Regions from separate parts of the Homo sapiens genome. Here region 2 is linked to region 1. The links are chromatin loops, found by intact Hi-C in ENCODE. Cell type or tissue: heart left ventricle. All regions are shown on one strand. Region 1 overlaps NYX (nyctalopin). Region 2 overlaps USP9X (ubiquitin specific peptidase 9 X-linked).

Region 1 (8,000 bases):
TGTTTGAGACGGAGTCTCGCTCTGTTGCCCAGGCTGGAGTGCAGTGGCGCCATCTCAGCTCACTGCAACCTCCACCTGCCGGGTTCAAGTGATTCTCCTGCCTCAGCCTCCCAAGTAGCTGGGACTACAGGCACCTGCCACCACACCTGGCTAATTTTTTGTGTATTTTTGGTAGAGGCGGGGTTTCACCATGTTGGCCAGGCTGGTCTCGAACTCCTGACCTTAAGTGATCTGCCCACTTTGGTCTCCCAAAGTGCTGGGATTACAGGCGTGAGCCACTACGCCTGGCCAACAACCAGCTTTTAATAAGAATTTGCTCAGGGCCGGGTGTGGTGGCTCATGCCTGTAATCCCAGCACTTTGGGAGGCTGAGGTGGGTAGATCACTTGAGGTCAGGAGTTTGAGACCAGCCTGGCCAACATGGTGAAACCCCATCTCTACTAAAAATACAAAAATTAGCTGGGCATGGTGGCACGCACCTGTAGTCCCAGCTACTCAGGGGGAGAGGGGCTGAGGTAGGAGAATCACTTGAACCCGAGTGGCAGAGGCTGCAGTGAGCCAAGATCATACAACTGCACTCCAGCCTGGGCAATAGAGTGAGACTCCGTCTCAAAAAGAATTTGCTCAGGGCTAAGCTTGCCATAGACATTATTCCATTTAATATGACAGCCATGCAAGATAAGGATTATTCTTCTCTTCTCATGAAAGAGGAAACTGAGGTTCAGGACGGTTAAATGATGCCAACCTTTGTTTGTTTTTCACTATACTGTACTATCTCCCACCCCACACACCTAGCCTTTCTGAGATTTCATTGCTTTAACTGTAAACTGAAGAAACTGCATACTATGGTTTGAATATGTCCTCCTAAGTTCACGTGTTGGAGACTTAAACCCCACTGCAGTAGTGTTGAGAGGTGGGCTCTTTAAGAGGTGGTTAGGTCGTGAGGCCTCTGCTCTCATGAAGGAATTAATGTTATTATTGCAAAAGTAGATTTGTAATAAAAGCAGGTTCAGCCCCATCTTGCTCTCTCACACTTCCACCTTCCACCATGGGATGGCGCCGCAGGAAGGCTTTTACTTGATGTGAGCCCCTCAATCCTGGACTTCCCAACCTCCAGAAATGTAAGATATAAATATCTGTTCTTTATAAATTGCCCAGTCTCTAGTATTGTTACAGCAGCACGAAATAGACTAAGACACTGCACATCCTGGTCTTTGAGAGCCCTTGTAGCTTTCATTTTCCACGGTCTGACAGCAGGTGTTGCCAGCCACTGCCTCTAAGAAAAAAATACCCTACTCAGAGCCCCATGTGTCTCTGCCATCTCCTCCCAACCACAGCTGTTTGCACCGCAGTTGAACACTTTGACCTAAACAGAGCTAATCAGATTCATTCTTTCTCCGTGAAAATGGAATAGGCAGTGAATAACTAGTCAGTAAGGTGATGTGAGCACCAACCTGTCTAGCTTTGGGGCTGGAGTTTGTACCAAAGCCATGTGCAGGTCAAAGTTATGGGGGAGCAGGAGCCAAGGGCAAGGTGAAGAAGCTGGTGTATTGTCTTAATCAGTTCAGGCTGCCATAACACACTACCGTAGACTCGGTGGCTTACAAACAACAGAAATTGATTTCTCACAGTTCTGGAGGCTGGCAAATCCAAGAGCAAGGCAGATTCTGCGTCTGCCAAGGGCCCACTTCTTGGTTCATAGACAGTTGTCTTCTCACTGTGTTCTCATGTGGTAGAAAGGGCAAGGGAGCTCTCTGAGGCCTTTTTTTTTTTTTTTTTTTGAGATGGAGTTTCGTTCTTGTTGCCCAAGCCTGGAGTGCAATGACACGATCTCGGCTCACTGCAACCTCCGCCTCCCGGGTTCAAGCGATTCTCCTGCCTCAGCCTCCCGAGTAGCTGGGATTACAGGCATGCGCCACCATGCCCAGGTAATTTTGTATTTTTAATAGAGATGGGGTTTCACCATGTTGCCCATGCTGGTGTGAACTCCTGAGCTCAGGTGATCCACCCGCCTCAGCCTCCCAAAGTGCTGGGATTACAGGCATGAACCACCACACCTGGCCTCTGAGGCCTCTTTTATGAGGGCACTAATTCCATTCATGAGGGCTCCACTCTCAGGACCTAATCCCCTCCTAAAGGCGCCACCTCCTAATACCATCATCTTGGGGAGTTGGGTTCAATATATGAATTGGGTGGGGAATGGGGGTCAGAAACATTCAGACCATAGCATGTGTTCTGGCTCCTGAGTACCTTTTAAGCACTCTTTCTACATTTAGAGAATTTCCAACATCATACGTCCTGCCTCCTCAAGATGGAAGCCGGAAACTCTCTTTCTCAACTCCCTTTACAGTTAGGGCTCAGGCATGTGACATAGCTTTGTCAATCAAACACCCAGTAAGACTTGGATTCAGAAGTAGGCACCAGGCAGAAACCAATGTCTGGCCAGAATGATGGCAGAGGCTTTTAGGCTTGCATTTCTGGCACCCAGTACCCAACATGATTCCCTGGAGCTGCCAGGTATGGCCACCAATGGCAGTGGCCACAGGATTTTTGCTGGAGCTGTGCACTTCCTGGTTTAGGCATTGCTCTGGGCAGTGTGGCCTCTAGTAGGAAGCCTGAGAATACCTAATGTCCCTAAGTAAACTCCTTCTTGCCTTCAATGACCTAGAGAAGATGCTTTGCAACAAGAGTCCTGAGCAATATCCTGAATCAGACAGGCTCCCTTAATCTCTCTAGAACCATCTCCCTCTTCCTGGCCTCTCCTCCTTTTCCTGAAGAACCACGTGATGCAATGGCAGGATCTCAGCTCACTGCAACCTCTGCCTCCCGGGTTCAAGCGATTCTCCTGCCTAGTCTCCCAAGTAGCTGGGACTACTGGCACGCACCATCACGCCCAACTAATTTTTGTATTTTTAGTAGAAACGGGGTTCCACCATGTTGATCAGGCTGGTCTTGAACCGCCTAGTCAAGTGATCCGCTCTCCTCAGCCTCCCAAAGTGCTGGGATTACAGGCATGAGCCACCGCACCCAGCCAGTGACCTCTTCACCTTGGCAGAGAAAACAACTCAAATTCAGGACCATGCAGCACCCCTCAACCAAAAGGAAACTGCTCCCCATTCGCTGACAGGAAATACATAACATCAAATCAAACACTGTTTAGGACATCCCTGGTTTTGCTGAATCCAAATGAAAAAATAGCCTCTCCCAGAATCAGCAGTGATCATTCCAAAAACGAATCTCCTTGGCTATTCAGAGCTGGGTTCCATGGGAATACCTTGGCCAGAAAAACATTTACCACATTAAAAATAAAGATTACAGTTTGTGAAAAGAGAAGGTGAAACTCATTTGGCAGTTGCTTAGCAATTTCTCTTCTTGCACCGGTATTTTGGGGAAGGATCCATCTGGAAATCGGAAAAAGGCTTCAGAGCTTTTTTTTCCCAGTCTGAGGTAGGGAGGGGAAGATGAGAAATAAATGTAGCAGGACTGCCCTGGGCTCATGACAGGTCCCTACTCAGCCAGCCTCTGTCATCACCCCGGGATTCACATGCAAGGCTTTCCAGAACATTCGGTCTTAAAATACTCACCCCGAGGGCACAGCCTCTTGACCTAGTTCTCTCATAAACTCTGAGGACACTCTCATCCCTGTTCTGTCATACTGCTTTAAAAAAAAAAAAAATCCTCAGGCTGGGCGCAGTGACTCATGCCTGTAATCCCAGCACTTTGGGAGGCCGAGGCAGGCAGATCACCTGAGGTCAGGAGTTCGAGACCAGCCTGACCAACACGGTGAAACCCTGTCTCCACTAAAAACACAAAAAATTAGCCGGGCATGGTGGTGGGCGCCTGTAATCCCAGCTACTCAGGAGGCTGAGGCAGGAGAATCACTTGAATCCAGGAGGCGGAGGTTGTAGTGAGCCGAGATTGCAACACTTTACTCCAGCCTGGGCAACAGAGTGAGACTCTGTCTCAAAAGAAAAAAAAAAACAAAAAAACAAAAACCTCAGACAACCTCTGTCTCTCAGTTTCCTCATCTGTAATTTGTAGACAGTTATGGGGGACAGATGTGTCTCGTTGCTTGACACAGCTGTGAAAACACTGGCCCAAGCTAGTTGTGGGCTCTTATGAACCATTCTTGTCACAGGATTAAACCTCACTAAGGCACAAATCCTTCAAAGACCATGTGGAGGCCAGGTGCAGTGGCTCATGCCTGTGATCCCAGCACTTTGGGAAGCCAAGGTGGGAAGATCACTTGAGCCCGGAAGTTCAGGATGAGCCTGGGCAACATGGCAAGACCTCATCTCTACAAAAAATACAAAAATTAGCCAGGCGTGGTGATGCACACCTGTACTCCTAGCTACTTGGAAGGCTGAGGTGGGAGGATTGCTTGAGCCAAGGAGGTCGAGGCTACAGTGAGCTGTGCCTGTGCCACTGCGCTCCAGCCTAGGTGACAGAGTGAGAGCCCATCTTAAAAAAAAAGGATCAGCCGGGCGCAGTGGCTCACACCTGTAATCCCAGCACTTTGGGAGGCTGAGGCAGGTGGATCACAAGGTAAGGAGTTCAAGACCAGCCTGGCCAATATGGTGAACCCCGTCTCTACTGAAAATACAAAAAATTATTCAGGCATGGTGGCATGCACCTATAGTCCCAACTACTCCGGAGGCTGAGGCAGAGGAATTGCTTGAACCCGGGAGGCGGAGGTTGCAGTGAGCTGAGATCACGCCACTGCACTCCAGCCTGAGCGACAGAGTGAGACTCCATCTCAAAAAAAAAAGGGACCATGTGGAAATCTGCCCTAGAATGGAAAGCAAGACACCAGTTGTCAGAATACTGAAGCTATTACTAGGGATAGGCTGTAAAGAGGAGTCTGGAGTCTAGGATGGTTCATTTCCAGGGCTGAACATTAGAATCACCTTGTGGAGCTTTGAAAACTCACAGTGCCCAGGCCATACATCAGATCAATTACATCAGAATCTTCAGGGGTGGGATCAGGCATTGGTATGTTTGAAGCTCCACAGGTGATTACCATATGCAGCCAAAGTCAAAAATCAAAGGTCTAGATGCACCAATTTTATAAAAATGGGATTCATCTGTGTGATATAAAGAGTTACAAAGTGTAATGTAGAGTTAGTATATGACCTAGCAATTCCATGCCTAGGCATATGCCTAAAGGAATTGACAGCAAGGTCTCAAAGAGACAGTTGCACATGCACGTTCACAGCAGCATTATTCACAACAGCCCAAGGTAGAAACAACAAATGTCCATCAGCCAATGGATGGATAAGCAAATGTGGCATAACTATACAACGGAATATTATTTGGCCTTAAAAAGGAATGAAGGCCTGGCACGGTGGCTCACGCCTATAATCCCAACACTTTGAGAGGCCAAGGCAGGCAGATTGCTTGAGTCCAGGGGTTCAAGACCAGCCTTGGCAACATGGTGAAACCCCATCTCTACTAAAAATATAAAAATTAGCTGGGCATGGTGGTGCATGCCTGTAGTCCCAGCTACTCGGGAGGCTGAGGCATGAGAATAGCTTGAACCTGGGAGGCGGAGGTTGCAGTGAGCAGAGATCGTACCACTGCACTCCAGCCTGGGCGACAGAGCAAGACTCTATCTCAAAAAAAAAAAAAAGAAGAAGAAGAAGAAAATAAGATAGTTAATGGTTAATTTTATCTTGTGTGAATTTTCCTTCAGTTTTTTAAAAATCTTACAAGGCGTCCCTGAATCTGGGAAAATAAACACCAGAAATGGCTCCCTGCTTGTGTGTCCCTATCGGGTGTCCTGGCCAGCCCCCGAGCTGCAAGGAGGCAGGGATGGCCAGCCTCAGGCACCCGCATAATGAGGTCTAATGCAGACCATCTGAGCAGTTTCTCTTTCCTAAGCCCTCGGCTTTTCAAATATGTGCTTTCCCACCTTGAGGTTTGCTAGGAGAACAGCTACTTGGTGTTTCCAACCACAGACTGAGATTGGAATGTTTCTTTATTCTCATTGTTTTAAAAGAACTTGAGCCTTATGAAACCAAAAATAGCAAGGGAAAACATGGTCAAATTTCTGGTTTCAGCAAAATCTATTTAGCTACCTTGGCTCTAGAAATCACTTTCCTTCCATTCTTGGCAAATGCTACCAAGTGGCTCCTCGGACCAAAACCCAATGCTGGATCTTCAAAACAAGACTGGCTGGAGGAAACAGAAGTGCGGAGGCGGAGACCATGCTGTGGCCTCTGGCCTCCTGTGACCCCAGAACTTGGTTTTCACCCCATGCAGGTACCTTTTGTGACAGGAAAGAAAGGATTCGAGCTGCAGTTTTGCTGGCTAACGTGAGTCATAAGGGATGGAGAAGTCAATGTTTCCAGAGGGGTGGTGTGCTGGTAGCCTCGCAGGCCTGGTGAAACTTGAAGATGAACATCTGTCCCATCTAAGGAGAAGAACGCAAGGCCCCAGAAAGGCCTCCGGGCCTAAATATAAACAATCACCTCAAACTGGAAACAAACACCCGACAATAGGGGAATGGATAAACTAACCAGTCAATCTGTACAAATGAATATTACTAGGCATTCAAAAGGAAAAACTACTCTAATCCACGTAATAACGTTGATGAATCTCACATACATGTTGCCTGATATACCACACTGCCTGACTGTGGACAGTGAAGCATTTTTTCTGCTTCTGGTACAGCCACTCTCTCCCTCCAGCCTTCATTTTTTCTTTTAAATCAAGTTGATTAAGGTATACTTTACTTACAATAAAATGTACCCATTTTAAGCGTGCAGTTCAGTAAGTATAATAAATGTACACATGCCTGTGTAACCACCACCCCAATCAAGACTTAGAACATTTCTGGCTGGGCACCCAGCACTTTGGGAGGCCGAGGCAGGAGAATTGCTTGAGGTCACGAGTTCAAGACCAGCCAGGGCAACATGGCGAAACCCCATCTCTACAACAAAAAACAAAAATTAGCCAGGCATGGTGGTGCACATTTAGTCCCAGCTACTCGGGAAGCTGAGGTGGGAGGATCCTTTGAGCCCAGGAGGTTGAGGCTGCAGTGAGCCATAATCGCACCACTACACTCCAGCCTGGGCAACAGAGCAAGACCCTGTCTCAGAACAACAACAACAGCAACAGCAAAAAGACTTAAAACATTTCTACCACCCAGAAAGTTTCCTCAGGCTCCTTTGACTTCAGTCCTTTTCCCACCCCTGGCTCCAGGCAACCACTGACCTGCTTTCTGAACTATAGATTAGTTTTGCCTGTTTTAGAACTTTACAGAAATGAAATCAAGGTCGGGTGCAGTGGCTCACGCATGCAATCCCAGCACTTTGGGAGGCCGAGACAGGTGGATCACCTGAGGTCAGGAGTTCGAAAACAGCCTGGCCAACATGACAAAACCCCATGCCTATTAAAAATACAAAAATTAGCAGAGCATGGTGGGGGGCACCTGTAATCCCAGCTACTCAGGAGGCTGAGGCACGAGAATCACGTGAACCCGGGAGGCGGAGGTTGCAGTGAGCCAAGATCACACCACTGCACTCCAGCCTGGACGACAGAGCAAGACTCTGTCTCAAAAGGAAATGAAATCAAATGCTTATTTTGCACAACCTTCTGTAAAGTTCATCCATGTGGTCATGAATATCAGTTGATCATTCCTTTCTATTGCTGAGCAGTATTTCCCTGGATAGAGGTGCCTCAATTTGTTTATTCACTCACCTGTTGATGGACATTTGCATTGCTTCTAGTTTCAGCCTATCGTGACTAAAGCTGTGACATGTGTTTTTGTTTCTCATTTATCTAGGAGTGGGATGGCTGAGTTATATGATAAGTATGTATTTCACTTTCTAAGAAACAGTTCTTCAAAATGGTTGCACCATTATACATTCCCAGCAGCAATGTATGGGAGTTCCAGTTACTCCACATTCTCACCAACATTTGGTGTTGTCAGTGTTTTAAATTGTAGCCATTCTTGGCTGGGCATTGTGGCTCACACCTCTAATCCCAGCACTTTGGGAG
Region 2 (8,000 bases), 280 kb after region 1:
ATTAACTGGCTTGCTTCACTGAAAGGAATGTAGTGATATCCAAGAAAATGAACCCTAAAAAGCAAACATCGAAAAAGGGTAAGTGCCTATGTACATTCACCTCAAAGCAAGCAGAGCTTTTGTCCTTTTGTCATAATATTAAAACATAATTTTAAATTACGGTGAAAAGACACAGTGGGGGAAAAATAAGATAATCCCAAAATACAATTAAGCATTAGCTACCAAATATTCCAACTTTATTAATAGTCAATCAACCTTGGAAAGTATTTTGATGATCTAAGGTAACTGCCCTATGATTAAAAAAATACCTTGATAATTTTTTTTTTTTTTTTTAAGTAAAAGCTTCTTTTAAAGAAAAGAAAAATAGGTCTGGGCGCAGTGGCTCACGCCTGTAATCCCAGCACTCTGGGAAGCTGAGGCAGGCAGATCACCTGAGGTCAGGTGTTCGAGACCAGCCTGACCAACATGATGAAACCCCATCTCTACTAAAAATACAAAAACCAGCCGGGCGTGGTGGCATGCGCCTGTAATCCCAGCTATTCGGGACGCTGAGGCAGGAGAATTGCTTTAACCTGGGAGGCGGACGTTGCAGTGAGCCAAGGTTGCGCCACTGCACTCCAGCCTGGGCAACAAGAGCGAAACTCCATCTCCAGAAAAAAAAAAAAAAACTATGATTTTCTTTGGGTAAATGAATTTTTACAGGCCTAGAAATAGCAGCCATTATCTTACAAATTTTTCAGTTTGTGTTGAAACTGTCACTTCTCTCTACTCTGAAGGCATAGCGACATATAATGTAACCAATTAAAATAGTTTTTATAATAAAATATTTATAAATATCTTCTCGTGTCATTGAATATTCATCTATATCATTTTATCTGATTATTAAAATGACAATATTATTTTACCAGTTTAATTCCTATTATTGGGCATTTAGGTTTTTACCTCCCCTCACCTTTTTAAACATCAAAGATCCTAGCAGCTGAATTTTTATAATTTTCACCATGCAAAACCCTGCAAGCATAAAGAAGTTGAACATAATGCCCAAAGACTTGACATACATTGTCAAATTACTCCCTAAAAGCAACCCAATTCATATGCTTAACCACTGTATCTCATAGTATCTTGCTTGGCTTAAAAATATTCTGAGTGAAGGATGGAGGCAAAGGGGAGTAGGAGGAAAAAAAAAAAAAGAAGAGCTCAAGAAAAGGAAGTGGTGGATATTTTTTTTTCTTCTTTGAGACAGGGTCTCACTCTGTCACCCAGGCTGAAGTGCAGTGGCGTGAGGACTGCAGCCTCAACCTCCCTGGGCTGAGGTGATCCTCCCATCTCAGCCTTCTGAGTAGTTGGGAACCACAGGCATGTGCCACCATGCCCAGCTAATTTTTGCATATTTTTTTGTAGAGACAGAGTTATGCCATGTTGCCCAGGCTGATCTCAAACTCCAGGGGCTCAAGCAATCCTCCCACCTTGGCTTCCTGAAGTGCTGGGATTACCAGCGTGACCCGGTCAGAAGTAGTGAATTCTAAGCAAATCATTTAATGGTCTTGAATTATAGTTTACTCATTTGAGAGATCTGAATCAAAGTTAACACTCAGTGGCCATTCCAGCTCTCATATTCATCCCTGATTATATCATGTTACATTTTATAAAAAATGGAAGCCAGAAAAATTTAAGCCAGTCATAATCTTGTCATCCAGAGTTTATGACGATTTTGGTTTCTTTCTAGCCTTTTGAAAAGATACCTAAGCTTTGGGAAGCCAAGATGGGAGGATCACTGGAGCCCAGGTCAAAACCAGCCTGCGTAACACAGCAAGACCCCCATCACTACAAAAAAATTTTCAAAATAAGCCAGGTGTGGGCCGGGCGCAGTGGCTCATGCCTGTAATCCCAGCACTCAGGGAGGCGGAGGTGGGCGGATCACTTGAGGTCAGGAGTTCAAGACTAGCCTGACCAACATGGTGAAACCCCATCTCTACAAAAAATACAAAAATTAGCTGGGCGTGGTGGCGTCCATCTGTAATCCCAGCTACTCGGGAGGCTGAGGCAGGAGAATCACTTGAACCCAGAAGGCACAGGCTGCAGTAAGCAGAGACTGCGCCACTGCATTGCAGCCTGGGCGACAGTGTGAGACTCTGTATCTCAAAAAAAAAAAAAAAAAAAAAAAAAAAAAGTCAGGTGTGGTGGTGTGTACCTGTAGTCCTAGCTACTCTTAGGCAGGAGCCTCACTTGAGGCCAGGAGTTTGAGGTTACAGTGAGCTAGGATCATGCTGCTGCACTCTAGCCTGGGACACAGAGTAAGGCCCTCTCTCTTTAAAAAAAAAAAAAAAAAAAAAGAAATGAGAAATAGCATTTAAGCTATGTGTCCCAGGTGAATTAACAATCTCTCTGTGCTTCAGTTTCTCCGTCTTTAAAATACAGATAAAATTAATAATTTCCTTATAGGTATGTTGTGTGGTTTATCAGTGCTAAGAGCTTACAACAGACTTTTACAAAAGATGGTATTACATATAGAGAGGACTGCAGAAGTTTTAAGTTTAACAGCAAATCATAACATGGGCACTTGGCTTCAGGCAAAGATTCAGAATGAAAAGAAGTGTAACATTTGGGTGATCATTTAGCATTTGTGCACTCTTGGATGTATTTTAAATGGAGGGGAAAGAGAGAATCATTAGCTTTTTTCCTAGTCATTAACTATACCTTATAGAGATGATGTGTGGTTTAAGTTGAGTTTATCAGTGCTAAGAGCTTACAACAGACTTTTACAAAAGATTGTATTACCACGTTTTAGACACAAACTCTTAAATAAGAAAGGAAGCAGGAGCTCTAAGAAAAGGAAGTGACAGAGAGTGGTTTAATGTTTAATGAATACTAAGTGCCAGTCCCTAGGCTAGGGGTTTTCCATACATTGTTTCATTTAATCCCTGCAATTACACAAAAAAGTTATCATTATCCCAGTTCTAAGGATAAGGAAGCTCTAATAAACTATGAAACTTATGTTTAACGCCATAGAGTAGCAATTAGAAGCAGGATTGGAACTCAAGTCCATTTGAGTCCAAAGCCTATGATTTTCTGCTGCAATACAACCATTACCAGCTTTTTCAAAAGCTGGCTGTTTCAAATTTAGGTATTCTAGTTTCATTATATAAAACATGAAGAAAGCACCCACTTCAAGTTTCTTGCCTTAACTGTCTGACAAGAGCTCATGCTCGCCATCTGGTGGCATTAAGCGCCAATCACAAGATCAAGGATTCAGTGGTGGGTTTGTGTTTTTACAGTATGTTGTGAAGGTTGAATCTGCAGTAAAGCACTGCAAGGACTATTACTGAAATACTAACAAATGAAACTATGTAAATTCTAAACGATGTAACAGACAAGAATGAAATATATCTTTTGAGAGAAGCCTTAGCTAAGAATCTAATGTGAAATGCTTCTGTCCCATAATAATTGCAAAGCAAGATGAGAAGCCCAACAAGGTGTTTAATTTAGAAAATGGAGGTAATAAAAGCAGAAGACAGCTTTAAAAATTATGTCAACTAAATATGGTGTACTGCACTATATTTATCAGTACTTCATCCCCAAACCCCACTAAAATGAGAATGAATGAATATAAAAATACATAAACTCAAAAGAACATAAAAACAGAAGGGGAAGCAACACATTAAACAGCTGTCAACAAATTACTGACGGTGTAGTGAAGATGGGGATAGATAGTTGGTTTAGCTGAAGTTGTGAAGTTGGTTTAGTTGTTGTGAAGGCAAGGAGAAGAGGGTGCCTATAAATTAATGCCCCACTAAATCTGAGAAAAGCCAAGGGTATGAAAACAACAAACACTTGGGAAGGCACAAATGATTCGAAGGCCTAAAGACAGAGGCTGAAGACTGATTAAGAAGCCTTTCCAACTCCCTCAGGTTTCAGATTTCTCATTGCTGTAGAGATACAAATACGGAATGGAAGATGACTAGGAAGCTGGACTGGTACAAGCGTGAACCTGTGTTAGTTAACTGCAGGATACAAAAATCAATATACAAAACTAAGTAGTGTTTCCATTTGCCAATAGCAAACTATCTGAAAGAGAAATCAAGAAAGTTATCTCACAATAGCTACAAAAATATAAGATGCCTAGGAATAAATTTAAGCAAGGAGGAGAAAGATCACTACAAAAAAAACTGATGAAAGAACGAACACAGGACACAAATAAATGGAAAAATATTCTATGTTCATGGGTTGGAAGAACAAATATTGTTAAAATGTCCATATTACCCAAAGCAATCTACAGATTGATGCAATCTCTATTAAAATACCAATTATATTCTTCACAGAAATAGAAAAAACATCCTTTGAGGTGAATCTGCAAGGTAAAACAAAAAAATACAAAAAACACTCCTAAAATTCATATGGAACTACAAAAGACTCCAAATAGCCGAATCAATCTTGAGTAAGAAGAACAAAGCTGAAGGCATCAGCTACTTGACTTCAAAATTTACTATAGAGCAATAGTAACCAAAACAGCATGGTATTGACACAAAAATAGACACAGATCAATTGAACAGAATAGAGAACCCAGAAATAAATCCACATAATCAGAAACAACTGATTTTCAACAAAGGTGCCAAGAACACACATTGGGGGAAAAGGCAATCTCTTGAATAAAAATGGTGTTGCAAAAACAGAATATACATATGCAGAAAAATGAAACTAAACCCCTATTATTCATCATATGTAAAAATAAACTCAAGATGGGTTAAAAACTTAAATGTAAGACCAGAAACTATAAAACTACTAGAAGAAAACACAAGGGAAATGTTTCATGTCATTAGTGTGGGCAAGGACTTTTTGGCTAAGACTTCAAAAGCACAGGCAACAAACACAAAAACAGACAAACGAAATTACATTAAACTAAAAAGCTTCTACCCAACAAAGGAAATAAGACCACAAAAAGACAAATCTACAGAATTGGAGAAAATATTTGCAAACTATGCATCTGACAAGGGGTTAATATCCAGAATATATAAGGAACTCAACAGCAAAAAATCCGATTTTTAAAATGGGCAAAAGACTTGAATAGATATTTCTCAAAAGAAGACATCCAAATGGCCAACATGTACATGAAAGCACACTCAACATAACTAATCATTAAGGAAATGCAAATCCAAACCACAATGAGGTATCACCTTACCACAATTAGAATGAAATAAGGATGACTTGGCAGGGGCACTGTGGTTCACACCTGTAATCCTAGCACTTTGGTAGGCCGAGGTGGGTGGATCACCTGAGGTCAAGCGTTCGAGACCAGCCTGGCCAACATGGTGAAACCTCGTCTCTACTAAAAATATAATAATTAGCCGGGCATGAGGGCAGGTGCCTGTAATCACAGCTATTCGGGAGGCTGAGGCAGGAGAATCACCTGAACCCAGGAGGCAGAGGGTGCAGTGAGCCGAAATCACGCCACTGCACTACTCCAGCATGGGCAACAGAGCAAAATCTCCGTCTCAAAAAAAAAAAAAAAAAAAAAAAAAAAAAAGATTTAAACCTCGGATTTTGATTTCTAAATACCCTTCCTTCTAAAAACTCTGGAATGGCAGATTCCAGAGCTGGGGCAGAGGAAATACTATAGATAAGCTTGAAACATCTTCTCATACCAGAAAATAATAAAGTACAATAAAGTACCTTAAAAAAATTGAGGTTGTATGTCTGGGTCTAACCTATAGGGGCTTCCACTGACCATATCTAGGACAATTGAGCATCAAAATAAATAACCATTACAATGGTTATAACCCAATGAATAAAATAAACCCATAAGAGTGATCATATATGACAAATATAAAGGCGAGAAAACAAAGCACTACCTTATAGAATGTCAACTAATAAATGTAGAAAGGATGACAAAATTAAAACAAAATTACCATTTTGCAACCATCATAGTAAAAACATTTAGGCAACAATCACAATAGATGATAAAACAAATGTTTGATGAGGAAAAAGATAGTTACGAAGTCTCAAAGCATCTCTCTACACAAAGCATCTCTCTCCTTTAGAGGAGAAACCTGGCAGCTATCAACTAAGTGATCTGGGTTAATGTCACCAAAGACACAGTGACATGTGTCTCTCAATGTGATGCTCTTAGACACATCAACATACAAGTAGTACTCTGTCAAATGTACAACCTCCATATAATCATCAGAACAGATAAGACCCAATGAGAGATATTCAGCGCAACTGACATGTGCCATTCAAAAACAAAGTCACAAAAGACAAAGACTGAGGAACTATTCCAGATTAAAGACAACTGAAAGAGATACCGAATAATTATGCAATGTATGAACCTGGATTTAGATCCTCAACCAGAAAACATTGTTATAAAGTCCAATACTGAGGAAAGTGTCAAAATATGAAAATGGTCTGCAGATTAGATGATATTACTGTATATGCTAAATTTTTTTTATTTTGAATAATACTATGTTAATGTAAGTGAGAACATTCTTGTTTTTAGAAGACATATACTAAGCTATTTAGGAAGAAAAAGATGATTGTCTACAACTTGTTCTCCAAATGTTAGGAAACTTTTGCCATCACTACGGCAAACTGTTAATTACTGAATTTGGGAGCCAACTGTATTCTTTGTAAACAGTTTGAAATTATTTTAATATAAAAAGCTAGTTAAAAAACTCAAGGACAGTAAAAGATGATGCTGGAAAAAGAAGAAAACATAATATCCATCAGTAATAGCCTAGAGAGAAATAATTACAGTCTGTTATGCTATAGCACGTTTCTATAACCCCAATTAGCTCACAATCAATTGGCAAATATAATGATGTCAGTATAATGCAGAAGGTGAGTTTGTTCATGTGTGATTTCTTCCAGGCAACAGTAGCCAGAACAACAGAACTGTTAATCTTCAACAAAAAAATTAAAATGAGCAAAGCAAAAAGCCCCCTCAGCTGGGTAGATGTGTAAGCAGAAGCCTGTTTCTTTTTAAAGGAAAATTTAAAGTGAATACTTGCATCAAGGGCTCATCTTGTGAGATACAATCCTAAACTAGACTTTCATGGACCTTGGCAGGTTCTACTTCCCCCTGTGCCTATCTTAATGGTAGCCCATCTATCTCAGAGCTCCACTCTTTTGCACTGTATCTCAGCAATGTCAAGTCAGCATTTCCTCTGTACTGGTTTTGTGTCTTTTTACTATCTCCTGAGGAAGCCTTCAGCCACACTGAAGTACCTGCCTGGACTGTCCAAATTATCTCTGAGGATACTAATTATCATTTTATGAGTGCTCTAATTAAACTATGTGCAAGTTTTAAAGGTAGTCCTATGTTGGGAATTACAGACCATGAAGGAGGAGGAGGGAGCCCAATAAGTGGGTAGAGCTCAGCATAAAGATTCAACTCAAGCAGAGCGAGGAGTGTCCCTGGGGTAGAGACCCAACATTCAGAGACAAGAGTCCTTCTGCGTTCAAAGAAAGGGTGGGGGGTCTGGAGATAACTGATTAAATAGGAAAATAAGTGAGAGGATAACAGAAGCCAGGTTTTTCATTGTCAGAAAAGAGAGTTTGGCCAGGCATGGTGGCTCACGCCTGTAATCCCAGCTACTGGGAGGCTGAGGCAGGAGAATCCCTTGAACCAGGGAGGCGGAGGTTGCAGTAAGCCGAGATTGCGCCACTGCACTCCAGCCTGGGTGACAGGGCGAGACTCTGTCTCAAAAAAAAAAAAAATTACAAATATAGAAAGGGAGAAAACTAGAATGAAACTGTGATAGGCTGGGATGGGAGGAAGTCGTGTGACCCCATGGTTTTGTAAAAACTTACACACATATATATATTCATGTGTGTGTGTGTATATATATAGTAATAGACTTAAATGTGGATACACATACACACATTCCTTAGCTCTAACTGCTTAGAGAGCCAGGGAGCAACAATACATCGATAGCAATGAGTGCAATAAATGTCCAGATCTTGGTTTCTAAACACCATTCTCCAGGAAAATAAATCAAACAGGCCTC

Evidence for each region. Hi-C counts contacts between places; a loop is a spot of excess contacts. Peaks named below come from ENCODE experiments on the same cell type or tissue, not always from the same donor. Only the 100,000 strongest peaks of a DNase experiment are listed, where the experiment ranks them.
Region 2: a loop joins it to region 1, with 4 times the contacts of the local background. A loop is called at or near these places in 6 of 110 quality-filtered maps.

The regions. Positions count from the first base shown.
Region 1 is chrX:41,451,088-41,459,087 of GRCh38, reverse strand. All of the region lies in intron 2 of NYX (nyctalopin), which reads right to left. Among named protein-coding and RNA genes, the nearest start is that of NYX, 7.7 kb to the right of the region's middle. In heart left ventricle, no CTCF peak of the experiment used is centred here; no DNase peak of the experiment used is centred here; H3K27ac peaks cover 929 bases.
Region 2 is chrX:41,175,606-41,183,605 of GRCh38, reverse strand. All of the region lies in intron 21 of USP9X (ubiquitin specific peptidase 9 X-linked), which reads right to left. Among named protein-coding and RNA genes, the nearest start is that of USP9X, 94 kb to the right of the region's middle. In heart left ventricle, a CTCF peak has its summit at 3,223 (motif pointing left); no DNase peak of the experiment used is centred here.